Regions from separate parts of the Homo sapiens genome. Here region 1 is linked to region 2. Evidence: read pairs that join two places in POLR2A ChIA-PET (ENCODE). Cell type or tissue: HCT116. All regions are shown on one strand. Each heading gives the region's core, and the rest is flanking DNA. Links, peaks and the distances in the headings are about the cores only. Region 1 overlaps ZNF664-RFLNA (ZNF664-RFLNA readthrough). Region 2 overlaps ZNF664-RFLNA (ZNF664-RFLNA readthrough).

The links. Peaks named below come from ENCODE experiments on the same cell type or tissue, not always from the same donor. Only the 100,000 strongest peaks of a DNase experiment are listed, where the experiment ranks them.
Region 1: POLR2A ChIA-PET joins it to region 2 with 5 read pairs; 3 of 35 experiments call an interaction of 5 or more read pairs at or near these places.

Annotation. Positions count from the first base shown.
Region 1 is chr12:124,163,050-124,179,066 of GRCh38, forward strand. All of the region lies in intron 3 of ZNF664-RFLNA (ZNF664-RFLNA readthrough), which reads left to right. Among named protein-coding and RNA genes, the nearest start is that of RFLNA, 120 kb to the right of the region's middle. In HCT116, for the core only: no CTCF peak of the experiment used is centred there; no DNase peak of the experiment used is centred there.
Region 2 is chr12:124,232,587-124,248,603 of GRCh38, forward strand. The region is part of intron 3 of ZNF664-RFLNA (ZNF664-RFLNA readthrough); the gene reads left to right. Among named protein-coding and RNA genes, the nearest start is that of RFLNA, 54 kb to the right of the region's middle. RefSeq lists an enhancer at 8,728-9,630. In HCT116, for the core only: no CTCF peak of the experiment used is centred there; a DNase peak (open chromatin) is centred at 8,075.

The DNA.
Region 1 (16,017 bases), core at 8,937-11,436, 67 kb before region 2:
CATCATCATCATCATCACCATATGTATTTATCAGGCCCTTATATACCAGGCGTGAACTGGACTGTTTCCTTATGTTCCCTCATTCCTTTGTCACAATAGTCCTCTGAGGAGGGTTGTTACCCCCATTTTACAGATGAGTGTATTAGTCCGTTTTCATGCTGCTGATAAAGACATACCTGAGACTGGGAAGAAAAAGAGGTTTAATTGGATTTACAGTTCCACATGGCTGGGGAGGCCTCAGAATCATGGTGGGAGGTAAAAAGTACCTCTTACATGGCAGTGGCAGGAGAAAAGTGAGGCAGATGCAAAAGCAGAGACCCCTGATAAAACCATCAGATCTCATGAGACTTATTCACTACTACCAGAGCAGCATGGGGGAAACCACCCCCATGATTCCAATTATCTCCCACTGGGTCCCTCCCACAGCACATGGGAATTATGGAATACAATTCAAGATGAGATTTGGGTGGGGACACAGCCAAACCATATCTTTCCCCCCTTGGCCCCTCCAAATCTCATATCTTCATATTTCAAAACCAATCATGCCTTCCAAACAGTCCCCTAAAGTCTTAACTCATTTCAGCATTAACCCAAAAGTCCACAGTCCAAAGTCTCATCTGACACAAGGCAAGTCCCTTCCACCTATGAGCCTGTAAAATCAAAAGCAAGCTAGTTACTTCCTAGATAAAATGGGGGTACAGGTATTGGATAAATACAGCTGTTACAAATGGGAGAAGTTGGGCAAAACAAAGGGGTTACAAATCTGAAATCCAGTGGGGCAGTCAAATTTTAAAGCTCCAAATGATCTCCTTTGACTCCATGTCTCACATCCAGGTCATGCTGATACAAGAGGTGGGTTCCCACAGTCTTGGGCAGCTCCACCTCTGTGGCTTTGCAGGGTACAGCCTCCCTCCTGGCTGCTTTCACAGGCTGGCATTGAGTGTCTGTGGCTTTTCCAGGCACATGGTGCAAGCTGTCGGTGGATCTACAATTCTGGGGTCTGCAGGACAGTGGCCCTCTTCTCACAGCTCCACTAGGTAGTGCCCCAGTAGGGACTCTCTGTGGGGCCTCTGACCCCACATTTCCCCTGCACTGGCCTAGCAGAGGTTCTCCTTGAGGGCCCCACCCCTGCAGCAAGCTTCTGCCTGGGCATCCAGGCATTTCCATACATCTTCTGAAATCTAGGTGGAGGTTCCCAAACCTCACTTCTTGGCTTCCATGCACCTGCAGGATCAACACCACTTGGAAGCTGCCAAGGTCTGGGGCTTGCACCCTCTGAAACCATGAGATGAGCTGTACCTTGGCCCCTGTTAGCAACAGCTGGAGCAGCTGGGATGCAGGGCACCAAGTCCCTAGCCTGCACACAGCATGGGGACCCTGGTCCTGGCCCACAAAACCATTGTTTTCTCCTAGGCTCTCAGATCTGTGATGGGAGAGGCTGCCATGAAAACCTCTGACATGCCCTGGAGACATTTTCCTCATTGTCTTGGGGATTAACAGTCTGCTCCTTGTTACTTATGCAAATTTCTGCAGCCAGCTTGAATTTCTCCTCAAAAAATGGGTTTTTCTTTTCTACTGCATCATTAGCCTGCAATTTTTCCAAACTTTTATGCTGTTTCCCTTTTAAAATGGAGTGCTTTTTTTTTCCTTTTTGAAATGGAGTCTTGCTCTGTTGCCCAGGCTGGGGAGTGCAGTGGCGTGATCTTGGCTTACTGCAACCTCTGCCTCCCAGGTTCAAGCGATTCTTCTGCCTCAGTCTCAGTCCCAAGTAGCTGGGACTACAGGTGCCTGCCACCATGCCTGGCTAACTTTTGTATTTTTAGCAGAGACAAGGTTTCACCATCTTGGCCAGGCTGGTCTTGAACTCCTGACCTCATGATCTGCCCGCCTCGGCCTCCCAAAGTGCTGGGATTGCAGGCAAGAGTCACTGCGCCTGGCCTGGAATGCTTTTAACAGCACTCAGCTCACCTCTTGAATGCTTTGCTGCTTAGAAATTTCTTCCACCAGATACCCTAAATAACCTCTCTCAAGTTCAAAGTTCCACAAATCTCTAGGGTAGGGGCAAAATGCCTCCAGTCTCTTTGCTAAAACAAAACAAGAGTCAGCTTTGTTCTAGTTCCCAACAAGATCCTCATCTCCATCTGAGACCATCTCAGCCTGGACCTTATTGTTTACATCACTATCAGCATTTTTGTCAAAGCCATTCAACAAGTCTCTAGGAGGTTCCAAACTTTCCCACATTTTCCTGTCTTCCTCTGAGCCCTCCAAACTGTTCCAACCTCTGTCTGTTACTCAGTTCCAAAGTTGTTTCCACATTTTCAGGTATATTTTCAGCAATGCCCCACTCTACTGGTACTAATTTACTGTATTAGTCCGTTTTCATGCTGCTGATAAAGACATACCTGAGACTGGGAAGAAAAGGAGGTTTAATTGGATTTACAGTACCATCATGGTGGGAGGTGAAAGGCACTTCTTACAAGGTGGTGGCAAGAGAAAAATGAGGAAGATGCAAAAGCAGAAACCCCTGATAAAACCATCAGATCTCATGAGACTTATTCACTACCACAAGAACAGTATGGGGGAAACCACCCCCACAATTCAAATTATCTCCTACTGGGTCCCTCCCACAATATGTGAGAATTATGGGAGTACAATTCAAGATTCAAGATGAGATTTGGGTGGGGACACAGAGCCAAACCATATCAATGAGCAAAGTGAGGCTCAGGAGGTGACTTCATTTAATTGCCCAAAGCCACCCAGCTAGAAAGTGCCGCAGTCAGCTTTGAACTCAGACAATCTGCTTGAGTGAGAATCCCAACTCCACCACAGCTGGTTGTATGATCTTGGGCGAGGCACTTCACTCCTCCAGACTCAGCAACCTCCACCAGGAAACAGTGGTAAGAATAGCTCCTCCCTTATTGGGTTGTAGTGAGGACTGAAAGAGGTACTACTTGGGAAGGGTTTGCAACATGATCTGGTGTTCAAGAAGCACTCTAATTGTGTTAGCTACCACTATCATTGTTATTATTGTTGCAATTTTTATTACTCAAGGTCATGCCTTTTCTCCTCCAGGGTCAAAGGTGGTCTCACTCAAGGTGAGAGAAGGGACCATGAACTAGTGGGGTTTTTCTTTTTCTTTTTTTTTTGAGATGGAGTCTCACTCTGTCACCTAGGCTGGAGTGCAGTGGTGTGATCTCAGCTCACCATAACCTCCACCTCTCAGGTTCAAGCGATTGTTGTGCCTTAGCCACCCAAGTAGCTGGGATTACAGGTGTGCGCCACCACACCCTGGCTAATTTTTGTATTTTTAGTAGAGACAGGTTTCACCATGTTGGCCAGTCTGGTCTCGAACTCCCGACCTCAAGTGATCCACCCGCCTCGGCCTCCCAGAGTGCTGGGATTACAGGCGTGAGCCACCTAGCCTGGAGTTTTTTCTTTAATTTGGAGGAGGGAGGGGAGCTTTGGTTCTGACCACAGAGTGTGAACAAATTTTGGTGTCTGCAGCAGAAGTAGACTAAGGTGACCCATTGTCCTGGGTTGATGTCTGTGACGGAGGGGTTTCCTGGGATTTGAGACTGTCAGTGCTAAAACTAGGAAGGTCCTGGGCAAACCAGGAGAAATGTGTTACCCTAGAGCCGATCCAACATGCCTGAAGCTGTTTCCCTGGGCTTGGTTCTGGCTTCCAGAGGTTCCACTTACAGAGGTTTCCTTATAATAAACATAGGTTAGATTAAAAGCAGAGAGGAGGGAGAAGGCAGCTCTCCTCTCAGGAGGAAGGTGGGCAGTGGCTGCTAAATAACAGACCTCATCTTAATCCAGGGGGCTGGATTAATCCAGGTGTCCCTGGACAGCAGCCTGGACCTCTGCACGTGTCCCCTTATTGGGTCCCAATTTTCCATCGTTCTTGGGGCTTCCTCCAGGCCCGCTCTGGGCAGGCAATAGAACTGCCTCTTCCTGAGAGTTCTCTGCTGCTCTGATCCCAAGAAGGAAGCTGGGGTTCTTGGGAACCTATGGCCTGTCACAGCTGCCTTAGGGATCGTGCACCTTCATCTCTCCATGTGAAGGCACACAAAGCCCTACTGTTTGGACAGGTCAGGAGTGCCGGCGCCCCTCCTCTGGTTTCTGGTCGCACACGATGGCTTAAGCTTGGAGACTGTGCTGTGCAGGAGACAGATTCCGCCGCCTCCCCCACTCGGGTCTGTTTTTCAGCCGTGGCTCCGGCAGTGGGTCTGATTTTATCCCGCAAAGTGATGTCCTGTGACCGTTCGATAGTTCCCTGAGTCACTCAATAAGCCAGTTGGGCCCCATCTCCCTGCCCTCTTGCGAGTGTCGGGCAGAGCCATGCTTCTTTGTCACCCCTCTTTCAGGCTCTCACGTTCGCCGGCTCATCTTAGAGCTTCCTGAATACACGGGAAGCTTTCGCATCCCACAGTGTTCCCTCTTCCAGCCTGGTGCAGAGGCTGTGTGGCCTGACGGTCAGGAACCTGCGCTCCAGGAATCTTGGTTCTGCTACTTAGCAACTGAATCGGGCAAGTCTTTTCACCTCCGAGATCTCAGTTTCCCCAACTGCAAATGGGAAACAAGTATGTTCTAGTTATCCATTGCTGCACTAAAAAATCACCCCAAAATATGGTGGTTAAAACAATAGTTGGTTACTATTTCTCACGGTTCTATGGTGTATTAGTCCGTTTTCACACTGCTGATAGAGACATACCCGAGACTGGGCAATTTACAAAAGAAAAAATTGGACTTACAGTTCCACATGGCTGGGGCAGCCTCACAATCATGGCAGAGGGCAAGGAGTAGCAAGTCCTGTCTGACATGGATGGCAGCAGACAAAGAGAGAATGAGGAAGACACAAAAGCAAAAACCCCTGATAAAACCATCAGATCTCATGAGGCTCATTTACTACCATGAGAACAGCATGGGGGAACCACCCCATGATTCAATTATCTCCCGCTGGGTCCCTCCCACAACACAGGTGAATTATGGGAATACAATTCAAGGTGAGATTTGGGTGGGGACACAGAGTCAAACCATATCACAAGGTATGAGTAGACGAGGCTGTCACTGTTCTTGCTGACAGTGTCTCCTGAGGCTGCAGTCAGATATTGGCTGGAGCTAAAGTTATCTGAAGGCCCACCTGGGCTGGTGTCCAAGACGGCGCACTTCTACAGCTGGTGGTTGATGCTGGCTGTGGGCTGGGAACTCAGCTGGGGTTGTTAGCGTCAGTGCCTATACCTGGCCTCTCCATGTGGCTGGACTCCAAGAGGGAATGTCCCCAGAGCAAATATTTCAAGGGAAGAGAAGTAGAAACTTCTAGACCTCTTCAAAGGTAAGCACTGGGATGGCACGACATGATTAGTCAAAACCTTCAAGGGGGTAGCATAGTTCCCAGTGTTCGGGGGGAATGGCAGTGTGTACAGGGAACGGACAAGTGGATGGCAGCCTCCCACAGAACATAATATATCCTGGCATATATCACAGAACGACACCCAGTCCACAGTGCTGTGGCAATGCTTTGAAGGGATATGCAGGGGGAGTGTCTGGCATGTAACATGCATTTGTGAAATGCTGCTTGCTCCCAGCATTCACTGTTAAAGAAGCAGAGGCTGGAAGAGTCTTGCATACATATATCAGTCTAACCAGGCAGGAGTGAGGCTGGCATCTAGGGGCCCCATCTGCTGAAGCCAAGCTCTTGAGTGCTCCAGAGAATAACCAAAGACAAACTCAGGAACAGAATAATAATCATAATAGTTACAGTTATTACATATTATCTAATGGAGAATAAGATAACTGTAATAATATTAGTCGTAAGTATATATTATCTTATAGAGAATAATATAACTATAATCATAATAAGTATTATGTATTATCTAATAGAGAATAATATAATTATAATCATAATAGTTATATCTACTATATAGAATATATTAACTATTTTATTAATTATATGCTATATATACTATATAATATATATAATATACTTAGCTATTATGTATTTGTTATGGTTTGACTGTGTCCCCACTCAAATCTCATCTTGAATTGCAGCTCCCACAATTCCCACATGGTGTGGGAGGGACCTGGTGGGAAGTAACTGAATCATGGCGATGGTTTCCTCCATACTGTTTTCCTGGTAGTGAATAAGTCTCATGAGATCTGATGGTTTTATAAGGGAGAGTTTCCCTGCACATGCTCTCGCTTTGCCGGCCGCCATGTAAGATGTCACTTTGCTCTTCCTTCATCTTCTGCCATGATTGGGAGGCCTCCCCAGTCATGTGGAACTGTGAGTCCATTCAATCTCTTTCCTTTATAAATTACCCAGTCTTAGGTATGTCTTCATTAGCAGTGTGAAAACAGACTAATACAGTATTATATATACTACATTACATATAATTATTGCATATAATATGTATACTATTATATATGCCATCTTGTATATAATGTATAACACTCTGTTATTACTGTTGATCACCCTTATTGCACCCTCATTCCCTTTGTAGAGCTGGGAAACTATACAAGTAACAGGAAGCCTCTCCTTGCCTCCCTGATGACAAAAGCATCTTCTGCTTTGCAGACCTGGGTGGAAGGGTGGGGTGGGGCCTGACTGATTACCAGCAGCACTGGGCTATCTCAACTTACCACACACCTTCAGTGTTGACCTTTAATGGCCGTACAGCACCCTGCTCCCCAGCCCTCCACACCTCTGATATCTCACCCAGCCCAGGCAGGCTGCAGGTTGTCAGGATCCATCTGCACTAGCATCAGGAGGCTGCCTTGGAGGCCCACGTGCTCCAGGGCTGATATTTACAAGCACTCAGCATTGGAGCTGCCTTTGTTACATCTAAAAAATATGGTAACTTCTGGGATGGGGCCAAGGCACAGAATTGCTCAGGTAGTAACTGGAGGACAGAGAAATAATAGTGGTAGAGATAAGAAACCTTGATGGTAATAATACTGAACAGATCAGGAACAGCTGCTTTGCCACTTAATATTTCACAAGCATTGTAATCACTTCATCCAGTCCCAGCCCATCTTACCGGTGAGATAATGAAGTCAGAGAGAGGGAATAATTTACCACATTGACATGGCTAAGAAGTGACAGCACCAGACCCCCGATGGAAATCACTCTAATTCCAAAGCCCCTACACTGACCATCCTCCACAAAACTGTCAACCTGTGCAAATACATAATTATTGAGTCCAATGGAATTTTCATTATATTTGTCTTTTTCACATAATATTATTTTATTAAGACTCATTCTGGTCCTTAAATAGTCTTTGGAAACATGATTTTAATTGCTGTATAATATTTAAACACATGAATGTACCATAACTTGTTTACTTTCCTTTTTTTGGATATTGGATTGTTTCTACTTTTTTTTTTTTTTTTTTTTTTTGAGACAAGGTATTGCTCTGTCACCCAGGCTGAAGTGCAGTGGTGCAGTCTTGGCTCTCTGCAACCTCTGCCTCCTGGGCTCAAGCCATCCTCCCATCTCAGCTCCTGAGTAGCTGGGATTAGACGTGTGTGCCACCACACGCAACTTATTTTATTTTTTGTAGAGACAAGATCTTGCTGGGTTGGCCAGGCTGGTCTCAAACTCCTGGGCTCAAGCGATCTTCCTGCCTTGGCCTGCCAAAGTGCTGGGATTACAGGCATAAGCCACTGCACTCTGTCTATTGGCATCATTTTTATGAGGTTGGGTGTTCTCTGGAGAGACCTTCCAATCACAGGAGAGTCTCAGAGATGATAATTGTGTCTTGACTGAGAAAAATGAGCCTCCACAGGTTCCCTTTCCTGAGAGAAGACTCCCCAGATCCAGCCCATGAACGCCTATTCCCAGCAAGCTCCCTCCATGAAATCATAGTTTGCTTTGCACTTCCAAATGAACAACGCCACCTCCCCGGCTGGCTAACCCATACCCTGTTTCAAATTGCTTCGGTTTCACATTCCACAGAGGTATTTCCTGATGTTCACTTCATCCAGCAGTGTCTGTCTAACCCCGGGATTACTGAGAACCAAGAGACAACCCTAAATTTTTCTTTTTTTTCTTTTTTCTTTCTTTCTTTTTTTTTTTTTTCACTTTCCCCTAAAACCCCACAGACTTTTGCCACCTGCCTTCTTTGACCATTCCATTCTCGCTCCCTTCGGGGTATTTTGGGAGAACCATCTAAAGAAAAGTCGTTTGGGATTTTTTTTGGTTGTCTTCTCAGAAAGTGTTTTGAAATCCAATCTGAATCTCAAGTATGTTTTGAGTTGTGTTCAACTTTTAATGTTCTGTGAAAATTTGGATTTAATTAATTTCTCTTGCATTCGGAAACAGTGTGATACTTTTCTTTTTTCTGTTTCCTGGACCAAGACCTTACCACATTCATGGAAAAAATGAGGTGGTGCGGAGTATTTTCTCATAAGAATTCATATAAAATGGCTTGGACAGGCATGGTGGTGTGCGCCTGTAGTCCCAGCCACTCGGGAAGCTGAATGGGAGGATCACTTGAGTGCAAGAATTTGAGTCCAGCCTGGGCAACATAGCCAGACCCTGTCTCTAAAAAATGATAATAATTTTAAAATGGATTGAAATTGTTGCATAAGGGGAAATGACCGATTTCTGACCCTAAGGCTATGCTAGCAGCAAACTGCAGGTGAATGTGATTGGGTGTATTTCAACCCCAAAGGGGAACTTGTCATGTCATCTGGTGTAGCTGACACTGGTAGTGACCTTTGTGACTTCATGGGCCAATAGGCCATGCATTTCCTTTGTGTGGTGGAGCCCCAGCCACTGGACTTGAGTCTATAATGCTGTGTGCATGAGTTTCCTCTTGCGACTGTAATAAACTGCCACAAACTTAGTGGCCTCAAACAACACAAATGTGTCACCTTATCCCAAGTTCCGGAGGGCAGAAGTCCAAAATGGGTATTATGGGGTTGAAATCAAGGCGTTAGCAGGGCTGCTCCTTCTGGAGGCTCTAGGAGAGAATTTGTTGTTGTTTGAGACAGGGTCTGGCTTTGTTGCCCAGGCTGGAGTGCAATGGCACGATCTTGGCTCACTGCAACTTCCGCCTCCCAGGCTCAAGCCATCCTCCCACCTTAGCCTCCTAAGTAGCTGGGACTACAGGTATGAGCTACCACACCTGGCTATTTTTTTTTGTACTTTTAGTAGAGATGTTGTTTCACCATTTTGCCCAGGCTGGTCTCGAACTCCTGAGCTCAAGCAATCCACCCGCCTTGGCCTCCCAAAGTGCTGGGATTACAGGCATGAGCCACTACATCTGGCTTCTGGGAAAGAATTCATTCCTTGCCTCTTCCAGCTTCTAGAGATTGCCACATTCCTTGGCTTCCAGCCACATCACTCTGACTTGGGTTTCTGTGGTCACATCTCCTTCTCTGAGTCCGACCCCCTGGCCTCCCTCTTATAAAGGCCCTGGGACTACATTGGGCTGACTCGGATAACCCACTACCATCCCCCACCTCAAGATCCTTCACGTGACCACATCTGCAGAGTCCCTTTAACCATGTGAGGTCAAATGTTTGCAAATTCTGGGGACATCTTTGGGGGCCGTTATTCAGCCTGTCCCTCCAGGCTCAGGCTCACCACCCCAAATGCCAGGACATCCCAACAATTGCCTGTCAGTGTTGGGAGAGGAAGTCTTCCCCTGCCATGGATTCCAGCTCACAACCTCTCTTCCACAGCGAGTAAGTGTGATCTGGTGGTACAGAGGTGATACTTGAGGACACTTCTGAAATATTTGCGGGGCAAAGTGAGGTGGGGGCATGCCCAGATGGTGGTGGCATTTCCTGTGGGAGGAGGCCCCACCGGGGAATTTCACTGTCAAGAGACTAAGAGTTGAACCTCAACCTGAGTCACCAGAATGCCTTCGGGCTTCAGAGTCTCCATCTCTAAGATGTGGATGAGAAGCTGTCCCTGGGGTTCTCATGTGAATTAATGGAGGTGAACGTGAATCCAATAAAGCGCCTGTCATCCCAGCACTTTGGGAGACCCATGCAGACGGATCACCTGAGCTCAGGAGTTTGAGACCAGCCTGGCCAACATGGTGAAACCCCATCTGTACTGAAAATACAAAAATTAGCTGGGTATGGTAGTGCATACCTGTAATCCCAGCTACTTGGGAAGCTGAAGTGGGAGGATCTCTTAAGCCCAAGGAGGCGGAGGTTGCAGTGAGCCAAGATCCCACCACTGCACTTCAGCCTAGGTGACAGTGAGACCCTGTCTCAAAAAAAAAAAAAAAAAAAGAAATAAAGAAAAAAAGAAAAAAAAGAAAGCGCCTCGCCTGTGTCCTATGATCATGCTATCGCCATCAGAGAACCTTAGTATTGGCGTATGAAGATATGAAGACTGGGGTGATATTGCACACTTCATAATGAAAGCCTGAAATAATCAACCTTTTAGATTCTAGTTAAAAAAAAAAGCAACAAAAACAAGCAAATGAACCCCCTAAGGACCAGTTAATCAGAAAGGAAAGCCCAAAGATTGTCTACCTCCCTTTGCACCTGGTGGGGTGGGCACCTTTGCAGAACCATGCCTGGTGCTGATAGATTTGGTGGACTTGTGGGGCCAGTTTCAAAAGTGCTGTGGGAAGCCAGGTGGAGAATTTTCAGGTTGCTCAATGGCAGACACGATGGTCTAACTCCAGGCAAAGATCTGAATCTTGGCGATTGGTTTATTTGATCTGCCTAGTCATCTGTTCACTTCCTTCATCTCCTTTCTCCCAAATCTACCCTGCTTGCTGAGCTCAGAAGGCTCGGGGACAAAGCTCTGGCTTCGGCGTCAAACACCCCTGCATTCAAATCCCAGCCCCGTTCCTTACTAGCTGGGTGACTTTGGGCCAGTTACTTAACCTCTCTGATCTGAGTGCTAAATTATTGAAAATGCAAACAGTCGAGAAAAAGTGCTTATGGGAGTTTCTAGGACATAGAGGGTGATCGGTGAGTGCTAGTTTCTTTCCCTCCTGTTGGGAGATATTTACTCAGTAGAGTCTCATGAGAGTTGAGCTATGGTGGTACAGGAAACAGGTCCTGTTAGACATATTGAGAATGTGTGTTCCCATATTGGCTTCAGGGCCATTAATCTCTCTAGGCCTCCGTTTCCTCATTTCATCAGTAAAATGAGAAAAAAAATGGTCTCTCTGACCTCATAAGGATATTCAAGAAAATAAGGTAGTGATCTTTGGAAAATCAAGTATAATAGCCCATTATTGAAGAAAAAGAAAAGTATTCATTTCCAAAAGCTTTCAGGATGTACATATGTTCTACATTCTCTTTAAAAGCATTTGTTTTTCTTGGGAAAAAAATGAAGCCTACAGCTTTTAATGATCAACCACAATGGTCACCATCCATTTGAGAATAATACACACTGATCACGTCCCCTGGCGTGTGAGCTACCCGCGGAGTACTAGCAAGCACAGACTTCATGGTTGTCCTATGTGCAACTGACCTTGACCTCTGATGCTGTGCATCTTGGCACAAAACCAACAGCTTCGTTTTGCAGAGAGCCCATTTACGGGGCATCCTGGGCTGGGGGGTGACTCAGTAGAGGAAAACGTGGCCACCCGGCCAGCTTGGAGGCAGCCACTTCAGCCAGTTCCAGAGGAGGATGTGTAAGAATGGTCAGCCCCAGTGGAAGACCTTTCCTGCAAGGTCAGCGGCAATGATTTCATGACCGGTGGGCCCACCCTGACTGCACAGCCGTGGAAAATCCTCCAACAGAGACGGGAAAGAGAAAAGGGAACCCACCCTACCCAGAAATGAGGCTGGGCTGAGCACAGATGGTGCAGGCTGAGAAGGGCACTGCCAAGAAGTACAGACCGAAGGAGATACTTCCAGCTGCCACCAAGCTGCTGGGACACGGGCGTGCTGTCCTTCTGGTGACAATGAGAGCCATCCGAGGGCCACCCTTGGGATATTGTGCAAATGGCAAGTATTTCAGATGGCCTGTGGGTGTCCGAGGGAAGGGAGCAGTTTCAGGGCTTCTGTTTGAGAGAGTTATTTTTTTTTTTAATGGAAAAAAACACCACCCGCTTTGCCTGTGGAATCATCAGAAGTTGGTGATGATGACAGGAACAGGATCTCAGAATAGGAACCAGCTGGAGATTCATATGGAGAAAAACAAAGGTCTTGATGATTTATTTTTCTCTCTTCTCTCAGCATGTTAGCAAAACAAACAAACAAAAGGGGAAAAAAAGCTTCAATGAACTCTTAAGAAACAAAAATGAAAACACACAGAGCATCTAGGGAATCAGCTTTGCCCTTCCCCGCTCCTGCAGGATTGGAGGGAACTGCAATCATTGTGACCACTGGGAATACTGGCCTCTGCCATAACACTCCAAGAGGCAAGCCCTAAATGGCACCACCAGGCAAAATGGCAGGCCAAGTGGAAAGGCAGGAAGCGGCTTCCACTGGCTGCAAACGCTTGGCTCAACACCACGGGCTGTTTCTGACCATGGAGAGGGCAGCACCTCCAGCTTCGCAGGGGCTGTGTTCTGGGGACAGCCACGGACATCTCCCACCTCATCCCTCCATTCATACCTCCCTTTCCATAGACAGTCGGGGACTCTAATAATCCCCAGCAATGAACCTGGGCCGAGGTGGTCATGGATGGGTGGTGGTCATCGGTCATTGCTTTGTGGGATGTCAAGCTGGAAGACAGGAAGGGTGAAGACAGGGTAGCTGTGGGAGCGCTACCCTCGGGGGCTTGCTGATTCTTATGCACTCTCTCTGGCATTGGAAGGACTTTCAGACTGTTTCAAATTATCTATGAATAAATTTCCTTTTGGATCGTCAGGCAATCAGGCAGCAGAAGTGGAAGATGCCTCCTGAGCCAGCAGAGCCCCTCCAGAAAAATGCCTGCCAGACGCTGGGAACTTGGCTCGAGGTTGGGTCTTCACAGCCAAGGCTTTGGCGTGGAGATCAGAACGGAGGGTTCTAATAGCAACCAGGTGGATGCGGAAGGGCACCCGAGAGCCAGCATCCCTCCAAGGCAGAGCATCAGAAAATGAAAAGCCCTATGATTGCAGGAAATGATCCTGCAGTAGGAAAGACAGCGAACTTTGCCCCCAAGAGGAAAAACATACTTTTGCAAAAGATTTTCTACCAGAAATGGAAGTAAATTACAGAAAGCTGTCTTGTGTTCACAATAAAATTCAAGGACATGTGACCTTAAAATGAGATAAACTTAGATGCAAAGACACAGGATTGCAATGAAAAGGAGACATGGCAAAGATGAAGGCAGAAACAGCCAGGGAGCTCCGTGTGTCTAGGAAGGCCCTGAGGAAATACACCTGAAAAACGGACGGCGGCATTCGCAGCAGAAACAAGTGAAACAGTAGAAAATTGAATCAATGATGTCCAGAAATGAGGGGGAACTATTGTTTGCCAAACAAGAGCCATGTTCCCACCTCAACATTTTCCAGGCTAACGGAATCCTTATCTTCCTCAGAGTCCTGAGCCCTTCTAGGGGGCGGGCGCTGGCCCCTCTTTGGCCCCAGGATGTGAATCTCTGTTGCTTAAGTCAACCACGATGCTCTCATTCGCCTTCAGCAATGACCCTCTTAGGCCTGGTCATAGGATGCCCAGCCAGCCCAGGACTCATGAGGTGGCCTCTGCAGGAGGACATGTGGAGAAGGGTCTCCTCACCAGGAGGAGGAAGCACGTGGAGGAAGTGGTTTTTTTCTGAGACATTATCTTACCTGCACACAATGCCTGTAACTATGTCCTCCCTCTATCCACCAAAGACGGCAGAGAAGAAAGAGGGAAGGAACCTGGATTTAAGCTATGATGTTACTGAGTTAGCCAGTCCTGGAGTTTTCTACCTCTGCCCCCCTTGTTATGAGACACAATGAATATTCCTACTGTTTTAGTCACTTGCAGGAGGGTGTCCTGCTGTACGTAGCTAAAAATACCCTATCTACCAGCTGGGTGTGGTGGTGCATGCCTGTAGTTCGTTTCTCAGGAGGCTGTGGCAGGAGGATCACTTGAACCCAGGAGTTCGAGACCAGCCTGAGTGGCATAGCGAGACTCGAGTCCCTAAAAAATAAAAAGTGCCACATGCCTGCCTGTAGCCTGTAGTCCCAGCTATGTCGGAGGTCAAGGCAGGAGGATCACTTCAGCCTAGGAGTTTGAGGCTGCAATGCTCTATGATTGTGACATTGTACTCCAGCCTGGATGACAGAGGGAGCCCGTTTCTAAAAAAAAAAAAAAAGAAAAGAAAAGAAAAGAAAAGAAAGAATAGAGAAAATACCCTATCTAGGATAAGTTTAAGCAGCTCTCCTAGAATGCAGAAGGAGAGAAAACAAAAAGAGATGGTGATAAGACAAGAATGAGAAAAATGGGAACCAAACAATGGGCGACATCCTGAAGAAGAAACCAGAACAAACCCAGACAGGCACGATAGAAGCTGCGAAAGGAATGTGGGTCTGCAAACTGAAAATAATGCCTGGCTGTGGGTCACACTCGGACGAATCCGTGTGAAGACAGTAACACACTGGGCAGAAAGGCAAAGGATATGGACAGAATTCACAGGAAAATACTGTTCAAATGGCCCTTACGTTTATCAGCAGATCCCTGGCCTTCCTCCTAATAGAATTGAAGATCGAAACTAGACCCTGTTACCATTTCCACTGCCTGTCAAGCTGGTAAATGTGCAAGTTAGAGAGAATGCTGTGGGTCCTAAGCTGGGGCACCAAGGATGCTGGCCCATTGCTGGTAGGAACGTCAGGGCTTCAACCGCACCTGGGGGCAATTTGTTAACATAACAAATGCACACACCCCTTCTAGGAATTTATCCTACAGTGATATGCACAGGTGTGAAATAACACTTGGACAAGGTTACATAGTGAAGCTTACTCCTAATAGCAGAATATTGGAAACAACCTGAAGTCCATTCATAAATTATGATCCATCAAAAACTAGACAACATTTAATATCCTGGCATAGAAACATCTCCAAGATGGAGTGTTAAACATAAAAGGCAAGATGTGAATAGCATACTGCCATTTGTGAAGAAAGGAGGAATCAATCAATATATCTATTTATCGATCAATTATCTATCAATTATCTATCAATCTATTATCTACTTATCTATTGATTAATTTTTTTCTTTTTTATTTTTTTGAGACAGAGTCTTGCTCTGTCACCCCCAGCTGAAGTGCAGTGGCGCGATCTCGGCTCACTGCAACCTCCACCTTCCAAGTTCAAGCGATTCTTGTGCCTCAGCCTCCTGAGTAGCTGGGACTAAGGTGTGTGCCATCATGCCCAGCTAATGTATTTTTGTAGAGACAGGGTTTCACCATGTTGGCCAGGCTGGTCTTGAACTCCTGGCCTGAAGTGACCCACTCACCTTGGCCTCCCAAAGTGCTGGGATTACAGGCGTGAGCCACTGAGCTTGGCCCTGATTGATTTTTTGACTTTCTATTATCTATCTATCTATCTATCTATCTATCTATCTATCTATCTATCTATCTATCTTATCCATCTGTCTATCTATGCATCTATCAATCATCTATCCATCTCTTTGCTTGTTGTTAAGGACTGAATAGTGTCCCCCTCGAATTCATATGTTAAAGCCCTAACCCCAATGTGACTATATTTGGAGATAAGGCTTTTAAGGAGGTAACTGAGGCTAGATAAGGTCATGAGGTGGGTCCCGGATCCAGTATGGCTGGTGTCCTCACAAGAAGAGGCACCAGGGATGTGTGCACACAGAAGAAAAGGCTGTGTGAGGGCCCAGCAAGAAGGTGGTCATCTGCAAGGCAAGGAGAGAGGTCTTGGGGAACACCCAACTGCCAACGCCTTGATCCTAGACTTCCAGCTTCTAGAACTGTGATAAAATTAATTTCTATTGTTTAAGGCACGCATTCTGTGGTATATTGTAATGGCAGCCCTGACAAACACAGATTTTGATACCAAGAAGTGGGGTGCTGCTGTTAACAAATACCTAAAAGTGTGGATGTGGCTTTGGAATTGAGTAAAAGGTGGAGGAGGAAGATTTTTGAGGTGCATGTT
Region 2 (16,017 bases), core at 6,784-9,283:
GGGATCAGCGAGGGCAGCTGTCTAAGCCCCAGGCACACTGCCTAGGGCGGACGTGGGGGTGGGGGCCGTCCTCCTAGGGCTGCCCTGCCTCTTGGCAGGTGATCAGCCTTCACCTCCTTGTGTGGTTTAGGGGGGCTGCCTCCTGTCTATGTCAGAGGGCTTCTCAGAAACAGGCACCGCTGTAGGGGCAGCAAGATGACTTCACTTGGAAAATGGAATGTACTTAAACGAGATCAAGCCACCTCGTGGAGAAGCCATTCCCTTCCAATTTGTTTTAATCCTGCTGATTATTGCAAAGAGAAAGACTTAGCCTGGTGCTAATGAGTCTTTAATGCCTCTGAGGACTTCCTAAGTTTTCCTTTTTTTTTCTAAACAAGAAAAGTTAAGCCTCAGGCTGTTCATCCTTCTAGTTGGAATTTAATAACCGTGTTTTGTTTTCATAGAATTTACCTTTGGAGTTGTTTATTCATGGCAGGGCCTCCTGGTTTTCCATTTTGGGGAGTGATAGGAAGTTTTCCATTAAATTAATTTATTGTATATATTTTTTTACAGTGAGTCCTTAATATATTTTGTAGGTAATAGTATGGGTGAGGTTGGCAAACTATGGCCCTGGGCTAAATCTAGTGTATAGCATGTTTTTGTCAATAAAGCTTTATCAACACACAGCCACGCCTGTCATTTGCATATTATATTACTATGGCTGCTTTAATGCAGAGATGAGTAGTTGCATCAGAGATTGTCTGGCCCACAAAACCTGAAATATGGACCATCTGACCCTGTACAGAAAAAGTGTGCTGATCTGTTATATATGGTACATGATTGGTAATAGGTATTATATCAGTGACGTTGACAGAGCAAAAATATGGAAGGTAATATGCAAATAACTAAAGTACCGGAAAATACTTGGCAAATCCCAAGAAACTAAACAGAAATTCCATTGGGAGGGCCTTTGGTAACCACAGAAAATTTCCAGCCTTTCAATTGTGTGCCTGGCTGTTTGCCTGATCACTTTATCACTTTGAGATACTGCACTGATGACTCCATGAGCTGGAATTCACTGTGTTCATATCCTTTCCTGGTTCTGGGAGGATTGTGGTTGGGTACATTGGCGGCATAAATACCCAGTTTCTCCCTCTCTTTTTCTGTCTGGTCAGACTTTAATTTTCTTCTTTAACTTGGGCTCTAGACCTATGTCTGGTTTCCCACGCAGTCCTCTGGTAGCTCTGGTTTCCAGTTAATTCCTTAATTACGGTATCTACCTCCAATTCCGCAAGCATTTCCTGAGCTAAACGCTGAGTTGGAGATAGGCAAGTGAAAGACATGACCTGTCCCCACGGACAGCGCACATCGCAGGGAACTCATCACCAGCACCTCAGGGAGCTCTCATCACTATTGTCATTGCTGCCACCACCAGCAAGAAGAAGCAACTAAGCCCCAGTTGTTATCTACAGTGGACCACTAAACACTTGCCTAAATCACCAGGCCAGCTTAACAAAAGTGGCCCACTAGACAAGAGAGGACAGAAGACCGGGTGCCCTGGCATGTCCGTAGGGCCTCTGTGCTAACCATCCCCCAGGCCAGAAGTGCTCTCCCTTGCTTTCTCATGGCTGGATCTTTCTCAATGTTCCCTTTGCATTTTAAACATACAAAAGACCTTCCCTGCCTACTTGATCTACTAAAGTGCCATGGTTACTTTCTATTACTTTACTCTGTTTAATTTCTCTTGCAGCACTTCTCACTATCTGAAGTGATCTGGTTTGTTGATCAGCTTCTTTATTTCTGTCTTCCCTGATGTGAATACAAGCCCGCAGCCTGTCTGCTCAAGAGCTGTACCCTCAGGGTGTAAAATAGTGGCTGGCACAGTGAGTGTTCACTAAATGCTTGCCAAATGAATACATAAACCCTGTGGGTTTTTGAAAAAGGAACTAACATGCAATACCACCACTTGTGATTCTTCACAGTTAAAAAGGAAAGAGAAGTTTCACCTATGAGTTTTATACAGGGAAAACATGAACAGGTTTGATCAAGAGCCACAACATAAATTATAAAGTCAAAAATTAACATCATTAGAGATTTTTTTTGGCGAATTATCATGCCTGATGGTCCTTCTGCATCACTTTAATTCTTAATATTGTCATCATTGCCATGATCACCATCACCATGACAGCATTGCAGTTTGAGGATAATAAAATGTTAAGGACCCTAGAGAATATCTGGGGAGAGGCCTTGTCATACTCATGAAGAAATCCGAGGTCCAGAAAGATGACATGAATTGCTAAAGCATTTTTCCATGCAGTCCTCTGGTAGGTCTGGGTTCCAGTTAATCCAATTGTCACCACCACCACCACCATCACCACCATCACCTCCATCATCACCATTACCACCATAATCATCATCACCACCACCATCATTATCACCATCACCATAACCACCACCATCACCATCACCATCACCACCACCATCATCACCATCACCATCACCATCACCACCACCATCACCACCATCACCTCCATCATCACCATCACCATCACCACCACCATCACCATCATCAGGGTCATCACTGTCATCACACTGTCATCACTGTCATCACTGTCATCACCACCATCATTACCATCATCACCACCATCAGGACTACCATCCACAAATGAGCCATCTTTAGAATGCCTCAATGCTTGAAATACCCTAAGGGTGCCACAAGTGGTTCCAGATGAAAAACTCCTTAAGAACATTGGGAACCGCTATCTTGTCATAGCACCAACACTCTTGTGCAACGCCCCCTAGGCTGAAAACAGATCAGGGTCGTCTCCTGCCAGGAAGAGAAACTTCTTATGGCTCTGTTCAAATTCCCTAGAAAAATATCTGTGGCTGAGGAAGTTGTATAGTAAATTTTAGTGGTTTGTACATACAATTTCTAAAACTCCCTTTCCCCTGTTATTTATTTGCTTACTCTAATTTAAGCACTTAAGGAAGACCCAAAATTCAGTGAGTGAGTCCCCATCAACCACCAGAAACAGAAAACAGGTGTGTTGTGCTGACAGCCACATGACCAAGGCTGGGAGGGCTCCCCTCCCTGAGACGCCAAGATAAACACACCCACAGCATCGCCCTGGAAATGGTGGCTTACAGTTCAAATGCTCAGGAGGGGATAGGAAAAAAAAATCAGGACAGCACCATAGAGAACAATTTCCGTCATCAACTTCTGTGCTCCTCCTAAGGGCAGAGGACCTGCAAATTACACCACAGCCCCTTGAGTAGTTTCCACAAGGACCGATGTTGATGGGGATCTAGAAAAACAAAGGCAAGCCATGCCCCAGACAAGTCTCCATCTCAGAAGCGGAAGTCCTTGGCATAAGCCAACCATATTGGCAAAGCCCTCGCTGGGTGAAAAGTGCAAAGCGAGGACAAATTGATGATGAGAAAACCAAGTCTGAAGATTTACTTGGACAAGCTAAAGGCAAGGAGACAGAGCTGGAGCTGAAAAAAGAAATCCAGTGTTAACAGGAGGTGCCCAGTGTGTTAACGGCTGTTGTCCAATATGGTAGCTGCTGGCCACATGTGGCTACTGAACCCTGAAATGTGGCCAATGCAACTGAGAAACTGGATTTTTAGTTTAATTTAATTTTAATCAACCTAAATTCAAAAACTGATACTTGATTCAGTTGTTAGGAAACTTTTGAAGTATGTTTGAAACAACTTTAGAAGGTGAATCTAGCTTTTCAACTGTGAACGGAGTCTTTTATGGAATTTACAGTTTTTAAATAACTGATGAAATGTACATAACTTTACAAATTTTCCATTAACATATAACATGCAAATTGACATACAAATAAGTATAAAATGCACATTGGATTTCGAAGACTTGGTACCAAAAAATAATGTAAACTATCTCATTCGTATTTTTTAATATTGTTGGCCTGTTGAAATGGTAATATTTTAGATGTGCTGGGTTAAGGAATATATGTTATTAAAATTATCTTCACCTACTTCTTTTTATTTTTTCATGTGGCCAATAGAAAATTTAAAACTACATATGCAGCTTGAATTCTGTTTCTATTGGACAGGGTGGCTGCAGTCAGTCGGGAGCTGACAGATACTTCTGGCCAGAGCGGCTGTTGACACCGCTCAATTGTTCTGGTGTCTCCTGTCCTGTGCCCACTCCCCGGCCACCACCTTGGGAGTAAATGTTAGCTGAGAAGCTGTTGCTCACCCAGAGAGGAAGTTGGGTGTAATTAGAAAACCGAATCATAACTTAGATATTTTACAGCTCCCTCTGTTATCATGGACTCTGGAACATTCCACAGAGTCTCAATACCCTGAGTAATTTCTGGGGAATTCTGACTCTGATCACCCAAGTAATTGGGTCAGCCTTGGTCTGACTTCTCAAAACCCCAAAAGTCCTATGCCCTGAATATGCCAGACTCTGTGGACCAGCTGATGTACCCTGAGCTGCCGCAGGAAGATTCTAGAGTTTGAGATACATAAGAATACAATGGTTTTGTAAATCTAAAATTATTTCAAATTAAAAAGTTTATTTTAAAAAATATGTAACAAGTCTTGGGCCTGAAGCCAACCTGAAGATTCCTCATTTTATGACCCCAAGATATGGCTTAGTAGTTCCTGAAGGAGTCATTCTCTAGTTCTCTGCCTACCAATATGGCAGCCACCAGCCCTGTGGGGCTACTGAGTGCTTTCTCCCTTCGGGTGGAGATGGATCACATGGAGATACGCCACACATGTGAAATACACACCGAATTCCAAAGGCTTAGTATGGAAAAATCATGCAAAATATCACCTTAATAATTTGTATATACTGATCACGTGTTGAAATGATAATATTTCAGATATACTGGGCTAAGTAAATTACATTATGAAAATTAATTTCACCTGTTCACCTGTTTCTTTTCACCCTTGTTAGTGTGGCCACTAGGAAATTCAAAATACACACACAGTTTGCACTTGTGGCTCAAATTCCATTTCTTTTTTTTGAGATGGAGTCTTGCTCTGTCGCCCAGGCTGGCGTGCAATGGCACCATCTCGGCTCACTGCAACCTCTGCCTCCCGGGTTCAAGCGATTCTCCTGCCTCGGCCTCCCGAGTAATTTTTATATTTTTAGCAGAGACGGAGTTTCGCCACGTTAGCCTTGCTGGTCTCAAACTCCTGACCTCAGGTGATCCACCCGCCTCGGCCTCCCAAAGTGCTGGGATCACAGGTGTGAGCCACTGGGCCTGGCCTTTTTTTTTTTTTGAGATGGAGTCTCGATCTGCCGCCCAGGCTGGAGTGCAGTGGTGCAACCTCAGCTCACTGCAACCTCCGGCCCCTGGGTTCAAGCGATTCTCCTGCCTCAGGCTCCCGAGTAGCTGGGACTACATGCGTGTGCTATCACGCCCAGCTAATTTTTAGCAGAGACAGGGTTTCACCATGTTGGCCAGGCTGATCTCGAACTCCTGACCTCAGGGGATCTGCCTGGCTCGGCCTCCCAAAGGGCTGGGATTACAGGCGTGAGCCACCGTGCCTGGCCTCAAATTCTATTTCTATTGGACATTGCCACTCCAGGACATCCTTCCTCCACCCTCAGAGGATGAGCTGTTCTCCTCTGATGGACACCTCATGAGATCCTATTCTGCATCTGCCCAGTGTGGCCACAGACAGGTCCCACCTCTGTAAGCCTCGTTCTCCTCGAGGAGAGGAGAATGCCTGTAACAGGTGAGAGAGCCTGGAAAATGGGTACTATAGTATTGTCTATGTCAGGGGGATGCTATGAGGAGTATTACCTGCAAAACGCTCGCTGCCCTGCCCACGGCATCAAAACCCTTCAGTCAATAAATCAAATATTATTTTTCATCTCTACTCCCACCCTTCCATCCGCTCTTGAGTCTGACCCTTTTTCATTTACCTCCAAGTTTTGCTTGCTTTCTCAACCCTCCTCCAAAACATCTTCCCCTCTTTCCCTACAAAACCCTTCCATCTTCAAAGATGCTTGGTTCTTCCCAGTTCTTGAAGTAAAACATCTCTTTCCTTGGACTTGTCTGATGACGGACTGTTCGATTTCTCTCCTTCCCTTTGCAACTCATGCGAGTGACCCACGTTTCCTTTGTCTGCTTTTGACCCGTCCACTCCTTTCAGGACCCCTGGTCAAGCCAGCCTCTGCCCACAGCCCGGGACTGACAGCACTCTCCAAAATTCACCGGGATCTTCATCTCACCACGCCTAAAGCCCCTTTACCCAGTTTCAGCCTTCTTAGCTTTTTAATTTTTTTAAACCAAGAACAAGAAAACTTCAAAATGCTCATTTAAAAGTACTTTTAATTACAGCAATCCAGCCCTCTCCCAGTGGGTCCCTAGGACTCTGCACCTTCCTGGGATGAGTGGGTAGGAGGTTGCCTGCATTTTTAATCTCTAAGCTCTTTGCGTTTGGGGAGTGAGGTCGTTCCTGTTTGGAAAGGCTGTTCTTATCTGGATGGAGCCCCACCTGTTTCCCTGGAGGGCAGAGTTCGCTGGGGAGTAACAGGAGTTAAGGCCTCCAGGTCCTCACAATCTTCATGTCACATGAGCTAAGCAGTAAACAGCTCTCCAGGACCCAAATAAAAAGGTCTTTATGGAGAGAACAAACACAAAGAAATGCCAGGATCCAATTCAAATGAATAAATAAACCCAGTTCCAAAGGCTGCAGGCCACAGGATTTCGGGGAGACTGAGCCAAGCAAGTTGGTTTCTTGAGAGTTGTTTCTGAAAGGGAAGGAGGAAGAAAGATTTCAGGGCCCGTCAGCAGATCCCAGCATCTCCAGACCCAGATCCATGAGCCATCTAGAAGTGAAAGAAGTTTCCCAACCAACAACTGTCCTACCAAATGTTGCGTTGGAAAATCAAAGTGAGATGACTCTCACAGGACCCGGGAACAGGGGACTCCAGGCATCCCGGGCCTGTGCGGGAGTTGGGGACCTGGGAGATGCTGACAACCAATGCAGGCTCTAGCAATCAGTGTCTTGTGATCTCAGCAACGCTGGGTCATCTGTCCCATGCCAGCATGGGGGGCTGGCCACTCTCTGTCCTGGCCTCTGCCACTCCATCCTTGTACAGCTTCACCCACCTCACCCCCTTCTCTGATGACTTTTTCTTTTCCCCACTGTTTCTTGTACTCATAATGTTCACACAAAGCTTCTCACAGCCCCGCGCCTGATGGTCCCAGCACTCTCTGCCTTCTCCGTGTCCAGGTTTCCGCTTCAGTTATGATGAGCCAACTCTCTCTGTATTCCTTATCTGAAATCCTGAGAATCAGATTATGGCGACAGAATCTCCTGGACTGCTAATCCCTTCTCATGAGCATGTTGTCAGATCTTGCCCTCGGCAGGAGCTATGCCGCCATGGCCCTAGCCAGGGAGCCTGGGTCCAGCAGGCACCCTGATTGGACAGGCTGGCACAACTTTCCTTCTGCAAGAGACAAAGCAGCTCACCCATCCATTCAGTCCATCAACATTTTAAAAGTATTTTTTATGTGCTGAGCGCTCAACAAGGAAACATGGGAGAAATAAACATCATTCTTGCCTTGCAGGAGCTCTCAGTGTGGAGAGAGGGACAGAATCATGATCAGCACCTAAGACAAGACCCAAGGTACAGTGATTGAGCTGGGGGCACCAGGAGTGAGGGTTAGTCACGTAGTAGAGACCATCAGGAGCAGGGCTGAGTCCCTAGGGCAGGTCGGAGTGTAGCCATAGTAAGTGTGGGGGAAGAGAGGATGAAAGGCACACACACAAAGGTTTGTTGGGCGGTATGGGTATTGCTGGCCCATAAAACAGAGACAAGAAGTGGCAGGAAATGAGTAGAAAGGGACTTGGATGCCATTTTAAGGACCTGGGTCAGTGCATGGCAAGTGATAAGGGAGCCACTTCAGGATTCTAAGCAGAAGGGTGTCCTGTCCATCCTGGCATTGAACATGAGTCACTCTGTGGAGCAGGGAAGTTGGTTAACGGAGACTGCCAGTGGCCTCTAAATCCCCTGTTCCTCTCCTTCCTGGGCTCCTCCCCACTCCCCCCAACAGACTACATTTCCCAGCACCCCTTGCCTCTAGGCAGGGTCATGTGATTAGTTCCAGCCAATGGATCATTAGCCAGAGTGATATGGCCACTTCCAGGTCTGGGCCCTAAAAGCTCCTGAGAGAAACTCCAAGCTCTTCTCTGTCTCCCAGCTGGACACAGAGGATCCAGTGAAGGATGCTGGGATGGAGACACAACATGGAAGAAGCCTGGGCCCCTGAACCACCATATGGAAGACCATCCTATGTCAGCATGAATGGGAAACACATTTTCCCTGTGTTAAGCCACTTTAGTTTTGAGATTGTTATTGGAGCAGTGAGGACTACAGCAGCTGCTGTTGAGAGATGATAGGAGCCTAAATCAGTGGGTGGAACAGATTCAAGCAATTTTAGGGCAATACCGTAATTATCACTTGACAATCAATTCCATGCAGGATGTGACAGAGAGGAAGGCACATCTAGCACAGGACAGGTGGACTGAGAATTTAGAAGGAAGAAAGGGCTTAGAAGGAAGGCAATGAGTTAATGCTCAGACTCAGGGGAACTGTGAGCTCCAGTGGAGATGTCTAGGAAGCTTGGGTGAGAAGTCTGCACCGAATGTGTACATAGATGGTACTTTGAGCCAAGAGAGCAATGAAATCCCAAAAGAAGAGGCAGGTGAGGTAGAAAAAGAAGTGACGTTAGACTTGGGGTCCAGCACATTTGAGGGGTACTCAGGGCTGGAGGATCCCACCGAAGAGATGAAGGAGGACGAGTCCGTGAGGTAGGAGATAACCAAGGACAGTGAGCATCATGGAAGCCCAGAGAGAAGCCAGGCTGCCGCAGTCCCCAGGGCTCTGTAACAAGTGATCCCCTCACTTCACAAGGGCAATGTTTATTTGCTGACGTTTGTTTTGGTAGGGCTAGGTGGGGACAGCCTCATCTCTGCTCCACTTGGCCTCAGCCAGAGTGACTTGGTGGCTGACAGCTGGAGCCACCTGAAGTCATGCACACTGTGGGCCTGATGTCCATTGAGGGGCCGAAGTCCACTGAGGCTCAGGCCAAATGGACAGTGATGGCCTCAGGAATGTCAGAAGACAGGGGGACGAAGGCCATCGGAAGTGGCTCTCGCTCCATTCTCATCCCATTAGCTAAGGCAAGCCTTGGGCTGAGCCCTTCAATGGGGAAGGGAAAAAAACACTGTCCACTCTCATAGTGGGCACTGCCAAGTCACCAGAAGGGGTGAGCATGTGACTGAAGCCCACAGGTGCCCTTGATGGACCAGAGTGGCAAAGGTGCCCCATTTCCATAAAAAAACGCTCTGTTTGTGCACTGCAGCAAGGCCGACAGTCCTGGCAGGTGAGGCTACGCTACAGGCACTTCGGTGAGAGCAGCAGGGACGGACGGCAGGGAGCCGCGACTCGATCCGCCGTAAGGGGTACTGTGAGCATACATTATTTTCCTCTGCCTGGTCAAAACAAAGACAAATGCAAATTACAAGAACATTGCAGACAACAAAAGAAAAATCCCGGAATCCCTCGTCTCTAGAAGTTTACACCTTGAAGCGTTGGAGTTTATGTTTGGCAAAAGCTCCAGCCTACTTCACCAACTAGAAACGCATGAGTTAAAAAGGAATGTTCTCTGCTGAAGCAAAATTTTGAAAAAGTCTAGAACTATCCGCCCATCTCTTCAAAGCTTACCTGGGGTCCTGTTTCCTGACTTCAACGCCTGTAACAGCTGAGATCTCTCTTCCCCAGCCAGGACCTGGTGAGTCCCTGGTTGGCTTTGCTGCTCTGCAGAAACAATGGGGTGTTTTTTTGAGGGAAATGGAGCATCTTTGCTGCTGTGGTCCATCAGCTGCACCCCTGGTTTTGACCTATGGTCTGGCCATTCAGGGGGCAGCAGGGTTGAGGAGGGGCTCAAAATAATGACATCTGTGTCTTTGCCCCAGACATCCGCCAACCACACTGGGCTCTTGAGAGACTTGGAGCAAAGTGGAAGGGCAGGGTGCAGAGCCTGGGGGCTGCCCAGAGGGCTGGGGAGCTGGCCCAACTCTGGGCTCCCTGAAATCCTCAGACTCTTTTTCAAACAGCTGGGGGATTGCTTAACACCCACAGTCGGTTTTTCCAAGTTCTGCTTTCTTCCCCTTGATTTAACCCTATATGTAGCTCGGTGGAAATTTCACCTTTGCATGGGCCTGAATGTGCATGCACCTGTGTGCACTTGTGCATTTATGCATGTGGGTGCACGTGCACATGGGTGCGCGTGCATGTGGGTGCACGTGCATGTGGGTGCACGTGCATGTGTGAGTATGTTTGCACACACATAGGGCAATAGTACAGAGAATAGGAACTTGGGAACTGGGCACTGAGTCTACAAAAATTACCAGCAATAAATTCATCTCGATTTCTATCACCCACTGGTACCCAACAAGGATAAGTTGGAATCATTTTTTAAAGTTGATGCTATATCATTCCATAGTGAAGAGGAGGGTTATGGATTGAATTGCACTCCTGCCCATTCATACCTCAAAGTGCTAATCCCCAGCGCCTCGGAATGTGACCTCGGTTGGAAACGAGGTTGTTGCAGATGTCATTAGTTAAGATCATACTGGAGTAGCGGGGCCCCTAGTCTGGTATGATCAGTTTCATTATAAAAGGGAGAAAGTGGAACAGAGGCGCACACACAGGGAGACCCTGAGGGAAGACTGAATTCTGCTGTCACCAGCCGAGGAAGTACCAGGAGCTGGAGAGAGGTGTGGAACAGACCCTTCCCTGGCACCCTGTGAGGGAGCATGGCCCCGCTGACACGTGGATCTCAGATGTGGAGCCTCCAGAGCTGTGAGATAATAAATTTCTGTTGCTTAAGCTGCTCCGTGTATGGTACTTTGTTACGGTGGTCCTGGGAGACTAACACAGGAGTTATGATGCTGTCGATTTCCAATGACGAGTGGTTAAAAACGCACTCCTTTTTGGTTCTTTGGGATGCATTTTATATATTCTTCTAAGACTCGCTTTCCTATTTTGTTTGTTTGTAATTTTGTCAGGGAGATGTAAACTAATAAACAAATGAACCCGCGTTTCCTTACCACGCATGCCTGCATTCCTCTTTCCAAGGAATAAGTCTTTCTTTACTCTCCTCCAAACTGGGTGTTTCACTCACATTCTCCTTATTGTTTCCTTCGTCACCTTTTTCACTCTCAGCTTTTATTTTAGGTCCAGCGGGTACATGTGCAGGTTTGTTACGTGAGTAAATTGCATGTCGCTGAGGTTTAGGGTGCAAATGATCCCGTCACCCAGGTAGTAAGCATAGTGCCCGAAGGGTAGTTTTTCAACCCACATCCCCCTGCCACCCTCCTCTGTCTAGTAACCCCAGTGTCTATTGTTCCCATCTTTGTGTCCATGTGCACTCGCCGTTTAGCTCTCACTTATAAGTGAAAACACCCAACATGGTTTTCTGTTCCTGTGTTAGTTCACTTAGGATAATGGCCTCCAGCTGCCTCCATGTTGCTGCAAAGAACATGATCTTGTTCTTTTTTATGGCTGCGTAGTATTCCATGGTGTGTATGTACCACATCTTTATCTAGTCCACCAATGATGGGTATCTAGGTTGATTCATGTTCTTTGCTGTAGTGAATAGTGCTGGGATGAATTGGTAGAACAATTTATTTTCCTTTGGGTATATACTCCATAGCAGAATCACTGGATCGAATGGTAGATCTAAGTTCCTCAAGAATCTCCACACTGCTTTCCGTAGTGGCTGAACTAATTTATGTTCCCACCAATAGTGTGTAAGTGCTCCCTTTTCTCTGCAGCCTTGCCAGCAACTGTTGTTTTTTGACTTTTTGATAATAACCGTTCTGACTGGTGTGAGATGATATCTCATTTTGGTTTTGATTTGCATTTCTTTAGTGATTAGTGATGTTGAGCATTTTTTCCTATATTTGTTGGCTGCATGTATGTCTTCTTTTGAGTAGTGTCTGTTCATGACTTTTGCTCATTTGTTTTTTGTTTTTTGTTTTTTTTTTTTGAGACAGTTTTACTCTTGTCACCCAGGCTGGAGTGCAATGGTGCAATCTCAGCTCACTGCAACCTCCGCCTCCTGGGTTCAAGTGATTCTCCTGCCTCAGCTTCCTGAGTAGCTGGGATTACAGGTGTGCACCACCACGCCCGGCTAATTTTTGTATTTTTAGTAGAGATGGGATTTCACCATGTTTGCCAGGCTGGTCTCGAACTCCTGACCTCAGGTAATCCACCCGCCTTGGCCTCCCAAAGTGCTGGGATGACAGGCATGAGCCGCCACACCCAGCCCTTTTGCCCATTTTTGATGGGGTTGTTTCTTGTTTGTTGAATTGTTTAAGTTCCTTGTATTCTAGATATTAGACCTTTATTGGATGCATAGTTTGTGAATATTTTCTCCCATTCTGTAGGTTGTCTGTTCACTCTGTTGATAGTTTGTTTTGCTGTGCAGAAGCTCTTTAGTTTAATTAGGTCCCTACTTGTGAATTTTTGTTTTTGTTCCTTCAACACTTAAAAAAAAATAACACCACCACCCTTCCTCACCCCAATCAAGTGGGGTGTGAGGCAGTGGTCTTTTTTTTTTGTTTTTTTTGAGACAGTCTCGCTCTGTCGCCCAGGCTGGAGTGCAGTGGCGTGATCTCGGCTCACTGCAAGCTCCGCCTCCCAGGTTCACGCCATTCTCCTGCCTCAGCCTCCCGAGTAGCTGGGACTACAGGCACCTGCCACTACGCCTGGCTAATTTTTTGTATTTTTAGTAGAGACAGGGTTTCACCGTGTTAGCCAGGATGGTCTTGATCTCCTGACCTCGTGATCCGACTTCCTCGGCCTCCCAAAGTGCTGGGATTACAGGCGTGAGCCACTGCGCCCGGCAGCAGTGGTCTTGATAGCCAAGAAAGTGGTTGTCTGGATAAGCTCCCGCAGCCTCACCATCTCAGCTCTGTAATTTACTAGCTCCAAGACTTCAGGTGAGTCACTAAACAGCCAGTAGCTTCAGTGTCACCAGCCGCAAAACAGGGACAATGACACCTCATGAGACCTGAATAAAGTAGTGCAAATAATGCATTATATCCAGACCATAAGAAAATGAAAAAGTTGAGTTTTCCAAGATGCATTGAATTTGCTCATTCATTTGGCAAACGCAATCAAGAACCTCCTCCTGCCTGTCTTGCTGTGTTCTGGGTGCGGCAATGCAAATGTTGATCAGAATAGTCCCCACCCTTAGGACTTTACCATCCTGTTCTTCACTAGAATGTGATTAGGCCTGGGAGAATTAGATGAGATGGGGACTTTTCAGCAATATGTGATAGAAATCCAGCTCAAACCTACTGAGACAGAAAATGACATTTACTGACTCACTTAACTGAAAAATCCAAGGGCAGATGGCTTCGGGCGTGGCTGGACGTGGGTGCTCAAACACTGTTATCAGGAATTGACCCCTCTCCACCCCTTAGTTCTGCTTTGCCTGACTTTGGTGTCCTTCTTAGGTGATAAGGTGGCTACCAGCTGCTTCTGGCTTATATTGTACTCATTTAGAAAACCAGCAGTAGAATCTTTTGCCCAAAATACCAACCAAAGTCTTATGGAGTGCTCACATTGGCTTGGCTTTGGTCATGCCCCTGTTTAGTGACCCATGCCCCTATTTAGTGACCCAGTTATATGGCCATGGGTTGGAAATGTACTGAATGGCCAGGTTTGGTTCACGGACCCATTCATGATGCCAGGAGGGAAGAATCAGCCCCTCTCAAGTCAGATGGATTGAATATAGAAAAGCAGTGATTCGGTCAGGTGCGGTGGCTCACGCCTGGAATCCCAGCCCTTTGGGAGACTGAGGCGGGCAGATCACAAGGTCAGGAGATCGAGACCATCCTGACTAACATGGTGAAACCCCGTCTCTACTAAAAATACGAAAAATTAGCCGGGTGTGGTGGTGGGCACCTGTAGTCCCAGCTACTAAGGAGGCTGAAGCAGGAAAATGGCATGAACCTGGGAGGCGGAGCTGGCAGTGAGCCAAGATTGCGCCACTGCACTCCAGCCTGGGTGACAGAGCAAGACTCCATCTCAAAAAAAAAAAAAAAAAAAACAAAACAAAAAGAAGAGCAGTGATTCCCCCTAAAAGGAAAATATGGGAATAAATATTGAGCGGGCAGAAACAATAGATGTCTGTTACAGAAACGGGGAAGGGAGCAAGTGCTCTGCCTAAGAGAAGAGTAAAGCTGCTAGGGAAGCTTCAGGAAGGGGAAATGAAACTGTGTTAGAGTTCCCCCAGGATAAAAATGGGTTATAAAAGGAGGAATTGCAGCAGAGGAAAATAGTTTGTGCAAAATACTTAGACCTATGTTCCCTAGAGGACAAGTCATTCTGTAAAGGCTAGGGTAAAGCTAATCTAACAGGGAACTTGATTTACTTGCTTGCGGTTAAGAGAACAGGCTGACATCCATAGTTTTGTTTCTTAGATTGTATGTTTCAGTTCCAGAATTTCTATTTGACTCTTTTTTATAGTTTCTGTTTCTCTGCTGAGATTTCCCATCTGTTTATTCATTGTGAGTATATTTTCCTTTATAATACTGAATGCAATAATAATAGCTGCTTTAAAATCCTCATCTGATAATTCCAAAGTCTGGATCATTTCAAGGTTGGTCTACACAAATTGTCTTTTCTCTTGAAAAGAAAAGAAAAGACTTTTTTCTTGAAAAGAAAAGAACATGGGCCCCATGTACCTGGTTGTATGTCAAATAATTTTGGATTGCATCTTGGGTCTTATGAAAGTTATTTGTGAAGACTTTGGACTCTGTTATATTTCTGCAAAGAGTTTTGTTGTCTTGTTGTTAAACAGAGGATTGAGTTGCTTGGGCTGAACCTTCAGACTGTCTCTCTTGGAGTTTTTAGATATGTGGAGATAAAAAGGGGCTGGTGACAGGGAGAGCAAAGGTCATTGTCATCCTGTTTCCCTGACTTGCTGCCTTCCTCCTGAGAGACAGCATGCCCAGAAGAGGAACTCCCTCTCGGGATACAGATCTGCTTATCCTGGGGAGCTTTAATGTCAAGGAAATGTGGTTCGTTAATGGCTGCAGAGATTGATCTCTGTGCTCTCTGAAGCTGTCTAATATGCTGTGATTTTCATGTCTAGCCTTCCACAGGGCAATAAGATAGGTCTTAGCTCTCATTAGCAAGCTTTGTGCTTTAAAGCCCTAAGAAGGAGCTACAAAAATTTAATGAAAGTTGAGTGTAAATGGTATAACCATTTGAAAAGCATTTTGGCAGCATCCAGCAAAGCTTAGGCTGTGCACACTCTGTAAGCCTGCAGTCTCTCTCCTAAATATATCCCCCAGAGCCATGTCTCTCAAACTCTTCAGATCATGACCCACAGGAAGAACATCTATATCCCAATCCTGCCGGCACCTATGCATGCAGACACCACACCTCTGAAGCAAAAGTGCCATGACATATTACTTACTATGTGTGATGCATTTCTAATACTGTTTTTTCCTATTATTTTTAATGCTGGGCATGGCTCACCAAATTGATTTCAATACTTATTAATGGCTACAACTCTCATTTTGAAAAATACAACCCTTGAGAAACAAGGAGACGTGGACAAGAGTATTCCTGCAGCATTGTTCATGATGGAAACAGGAAACAACCTAAGTAGCCATCAACAGGAGTATAGACAAATAAATATTCATACAAGGGGACATTACACCGTAGTGAAAGTGGATGGACTACTGCGGTGTGTGTCAGCGTGAATGAAGTTAGAAATTGTAATATTAAGGCCGGGTGTGGTGGCTCACACCTGTAATCCCAGCACTTTGGGAGGCTGAAGTGGGTGGATCACCTGAGGTCAGGAGTTGGAGACCAGCCTGGCCAACATGGTGAAACCCCCTCTCTATTAAAAATGCAAAAATTAGCAGGGTGTGGTGGTGGGCGCCTATAATCCTAGCTACTCTGGAGGCTGAGGCAGGAGAATTGCTTGAACCCGAGAGGCAGAGGTTGCA